Linked DNA regions of Mus musculus: region 1 is linked to region 2. Evidence: chromatin loops called from intact Hi-C (ENCODE). Cell type or tissue: heart. All regions are shown on one strand.

Region 1 (2,500 bases), 200 kb before region 2:
TGGGTCAGTGGGAATCCGGCCCAACGTCAGTCAGCTGGTGTTTCCTCCAGCGGAAGCTCAGAGTTCCAAGAAGGTACCAGGTGTGCCTGAAGCAGCTGTTGGAACTGCACTAAAACCTCCGTACCTCGGTGCAATTCAGCTGTTCTAGGGCTCCCGTGACAGGCACCCAATGGCAGCGCTCTGGTGGAAGGACTCCAGCAAAAAAAAAGGAGTTCTCTGCCTGATTCTGGAGAGGAGGAATATTCAGAAACTGACAGCAGATAGCATCTAACTGGGATGGGGAGTGACCGGGACGAGAGAGGTATTGCAATTAGCCTTCTCTCCTTCTTTGTACCCTTAGTGGGCTTTACTATGCCATCCACGTGGATGGGCCAAAGAGTATGTTTTTCTTGACATCGCTGTTGTTGTTGTTGTTGTTGTTGTTGTTGTTGTTGTTGTTATATTTGTTATCTGTCTTAGACATGCCTCCAAAGGTTGATCCAGGTTTCTGGGCGACGTTCCTGACAAAAGATCACTTGAGACCAAATAATTGTCTCAAGAACTTGAAGAATGGGAATTTAAGGTGTGTGAATGTGATAAGGCAGATTGTGAAGATAAACACGAAAGTTCCCTACCTTGGTAGGCTGTGTTGGAATGAATGTGATTCGTATATTATCTTTGAGGCAAGGTCTCACAGTATATCCCAGACCTGGCTCCCCCTCAGCTCCCTAATGCTGAGGTTAGAAGTGGGAGTAGTCATATCCTAAATCAATGGTTTTTTTTTCTCTGTTAATCTAAGTAAAATTGCCCATGACAAGGAGAAGTTGAACAATATTAAATTGTTAATTAATATAACGATACTTAATTAATAACACAGGGTACAGAAAACGAGTTACTTTTAAATTTTTACAGTGTTATTACTGCTTGAAAACAAAGTGCAATGCCTTAAGTAAAGCAGCCAAACTTTATAAATTATCCAATCAGAGGTTCCAGTTGACGAAAGGAGGCCAACGATATAAGATATACAAGTATAAGATGCCCAGCTAGAACTGACTGACTTAATAAAAGAAAGAAAAAAAACCATTCCTTCATGATCATAACATTTTTTATTATTAATACAACAACATTTGGACTACGTATTGGTGTTTTAGCTTGAATGAGAGGTTACTTGAAACATTACCATTTTCCAGGATTTCCTCTTTGATTTTCACGAAATGTTGAGTTTGACAGCTAGGGGGACAAATGAATATGAGAATATTATGGCTTGAAAGTTCTGTTTCCTTCACATTTCTTTCTTTTTCTTTTTCTTTTTCTTTTCCTTTTTTCTTTTTCTTTTTCTTTTTCTTTTTCTTTTCTTTTCTTTTTTTTTTTTTTTGTTATGTATTAACAGTCTTATTTGTAGAGTCCAAATGCAGGAGCCAATATAAAGTCAGTAACGCAAACCACCTGGAAAACAATCATTACTTTTGATGTGTGATGAAAAAAACAAAAAACAACAACAACAACAAAAAAAAACCAAAACCAAAAAACTAAGCATTCTGTCATCTCTGGTAGCAAATAGGATTTTGCTACTCCAGTCGCTCTGAAGGAATTCTTCACGTTACTTGGCTCCGAGAGAAGTGTAGGCATGCTGGGTTGTTTATATAGTGGAGAATGTGGGCAAAGAAAATGAACCTGCGCTTCAACTGACGCTGATGACTAGGGACCTGGACACTGTGTGTCCTCCCTGGTCGTTGGCTCATGGCTGACACTGTCAGTATTTGTAAACTAGAGACGGGTCTGTTGCACATCCAAACCTCAAGCGTGCTCACTGCCACTCATCCCTTCCAGCAACTCTCCACTTAACCCTCCCACTGACCAAAACACTAAAGCCCAGCTGTTTGGAGTTCACGGAGAGTCATTTTCTGAACAGCGAAGAAAATTGTTATTATATGACACCCCTGCTTGGCCTTCCCTTGCAGAATGGAGGGCAAGGCGGTAGAAGATCCCCCACCTCCCTCTTCACTGTGCGACAAATGAGGTGACAGGTAAGGGAGTTGGAAGCATCGGTGGAAAGTACTTCTGCTCATAGTGGCTGGACTGCCACGGCTGTGGTGCTGATGGTCCTGGTGACTTGCACAGGCTTCTCTACGACCAATCACAGGGTGTGGCTGTTTCTACTTAGGCAAAGAGTTTGATCATGGGATGAAGTTTTACAGTTTCCTTTTTAGGTTATTTCTGTCTTGCCCATGTCTTGGTCAGAGTCTCTCTCTCTCTCTCTCTCTCTCTCTCTCTCTCTCTCTCTCTCTCTCTCTCTCTCTCTCTCTCTCTCTCCCCACTCCCATAATTTAATATTTCTACTTTTGATACCTTATTTACTCCATGTACAAACCTGTCATTTACCTCTCCATGCCTTAAAATCCCTTAAGAATTCTGTCTGTCATTTAAAAGGATCTGCAGTCTTCTATAAACAAAATACAGATCTGCCACTTGTGAGAAATAACAGAAAGGATTGCTTTAATTTCACCCCCTTTGATTTATG
Region 2 (2,500 bases):
CTACTAGGAGAGGTCCCTTCAAAATGTATTAGATGATAATTCAAAATATTAAGAGCAGTCGATATTGAATGGGGCTCTGAGCGGAGTTAATTCAAACGACTGCCATAAAAGGCTGTTTCCCTGGGCTGGCTAAGACAGTGATGTCACAGTTACCAAATTTCCTGCACGGTCAACAGGCCTCCCTTTAAACTTCTTGGATTCGGTCCTCTTCCTTAGGAAAAGATCACTGGTTAGCCTTTTTACTCCTTTGTGGTTGTATCCTGGCATTCTTTGTGAATATGGGGCAGATGTGTTAAATAGGGGCCAACAGCTGGAGTCAGGCTTCCTCTGTGAAGGCCCGCGGCAGGGCTCGGTTCCAGGCTGCCCTTTGATATGTTATCTGGGGCAGCAGTGACCAGGCACCGCCGAGGTTTCCAACGGCTTCCTTCAATTTCCTGTATTGTTATGATGGTGGATGTGTGTGCACACGGACACGTGTGTGCAGAGGAGAGAGGAGGCAAGGGGCGGCTTCTGCATGCATTTCATGAGTCTCTGCGAAAGGTTTTCAGCTAGACACGCGCGCCTAATGGAAAAAAAAAAAAAAAAGACACCAGTTAGCCGCAGCGAGGGTTCCTCACGTGGCTGCCACTAATTACCCGAGTGGATTTGGGCAAGGTAGTTCATCTTCAGGCTCAGGTCTGTTTCTGTCTGAGTCTCCTCCCGGCTCAGATTCTCTGGCTTCTGCTCAAAGGTTCACTTTCTGCTCCCCTGGGTTTGCTGTTCTGAAATCCTCGGTTCCCTCCCGTATGATCTGACACCGTGCGAGTCCATGTGTTCTTAGCCTTTGTATTCCCTTTAGTTAATTCTCTATTATCCTCTTGCATTTCCGTGCTTGGAGACCGTCTCCTCCGCGAGCCTTTATTACCCAGGCCCCATTGTCGCTACACAAATATTACAAATGTCAGGGCTTTATCTGCCAAGAAAGGCCACAATGTGTTTGCTTCCTGTTTTGTCCCTGGAGCTTCTAGAGTTTGGAGATTGGGTTTCGTCCTGACAAAGGTTGACCAGAGTCGCTGGGCTGCCTGTCACTTATCCAGCTCTGTTCTGTTCTTATTACATTCAATTAGGTTTAAGTGTGCACCCGTGGCATTTTTAATTCATCTGTGTCTTTATCCGAGTAGGAACATTTAAAATAGAACCAAATAGGAAACTTGTTTGACAGCCTTTGATTGTCCCACCCTGACGGCTTCCTGGGGGTTCTCCGCAAGCGGGTTTAGCGCCATCTAGCGACTCAATGGAAAGCTAAAGCTTTCCTGATTAACAGGTATTTGAAATTTTGCTGGCTGAAACAGGCCAACATCTGGGGAAGCCTTGAACTTAGCTCTCCTAATCTCTAGGAGTGTCGAGATTTATTTATTTATTACAAACCCCAACGATGTTTTGTGACCTACAGAATCTCCGGATTCTCCACGAAAAGCAAAGATTTCTCAGTGTTGTGTTTTAGATCAGAGTCATATTTGGATTCTAATTTTTCTTTCTTTCTTTCTTTTTCTTCATGTTTTTTAAAATTTACTTTTTACTTAGTCACTTTACATCCCGCTCACTGCCCTCCTCTTGGTCACACCCCCTCCCAACCCTCCGCCCCCCACCCCCCAATCTTCTCTGAGCTGGTGGGGGCCTGCCTAGATATTCCCCTACTCTGGCACTTCAAGTCTCTTCGAGACTAGGCGCTTCACTTCCACTGGGGCCAGACAAGGCAGTCTGGCTAGGAGAACGTATCCCAGGTACTTGCAACAGCTTTGGGATAGTCCCCACTCCAGTTGTTCGGGACCCACATAAAGACCCACAGCTGTACATCTGCTATATATGTGCAGGGAGGCCTAGGTCCAGCCCGTGTATGTCCTTTGGTTGGTAGTTCAGTCTCTGAGAGGCCTAAGGGTCCAGGTTAGTTGACTCTGTTGGTCTTCCTGTGAAGTTTCCATCCCCTTAGGGGCTTGCAATCCTTCTTCCTATTCTTCCATGAGAGTCCCCAAGTTCCATCCATTGCTGGTGTCTGCATCTGCGTGAGTCAGTTGGTGGGTGGAGCCTCTCAGAGGACACTTATATTAGAATCCTGTCTACAAGCATAACAGAGTATCATTAATAGTGTCAGGGATTGGTGCTTATCTTAGTACACTGGAGCTGACACTCCAGAAGAGGGCATCAGATCTCATTACAGATGGTTGTGAGCCATCATGTGGTTGCTGGGATTTGAACCTAGAACCTTTGGAAGAGCAGTAGTCAGTGTGTTCTTAACCGCTGAGCCATTTCTCTAGCTCGGATTGGTGCTTATCTATGGGGTGGGTCTCAAGCTGGGCTGGTTGTCGGTTGGCCATTCCCTCAGCCTCTGCTCCATCCCCAGCCCCTGCATTTCTTGTAGACAGGACTTATCCTTGGGTCAAAAGCTTTGTGGGTAGATTGCTGTTCCTGTCGCTCCACCGGGGTTCTGTTCTGTTTCTAATTTTTCAGGGTGATTTTTGTG

What was found. A loop is a pair of places that touch in the nucleus more often than their neighbours do. Peaks named below come from ENCODE experiments on the same cell type or tissue, not always from the same donor. Only the 100,000 strongest peaks of a DNase experiment are listed, where the experiment ranks them.
Region 1: a loop joins it to region 2, with 2.9 times the contacts of the local background. A loop is called at or near these places in 3 of 42 quality-filtered maps.

What each region holds. Positions count from the first base shown.
Region 1 is chr8:36,729,671-36,732,170 of GRCm38, reverse strand. The region is part of intron 5 of Dlc1 (deleted in liver cancer 1); the gene reads left to right. Among named protein-coding and RNA genes, the nearest start is that of Dlc1, 220 kb to the left of the region's middle. In heart, a CTCF peak has its summit at 1,220; no DNase peak of the experiment used is centred here; H3K4me3 peaks cover 661 bases; H3K27ac peaks cover 490 bases.
Region 2 is chr8:36,531,464-36,533,963 of GRCm38, reverse strand. No RefSeq gene overlaps it. Among named protein-coding and RNA genes, the nearest start is that of Trmt9b, 75 kb to the right of the region's middle. In heart, a CTCF peak has its summit at 1,265 (motif pointing left); DNase peaks (open chromatin) are centred at 293 and 853; H3K4me3 peaks cover 1,305 bases; H3K27ac peaks cover 1,623 bases.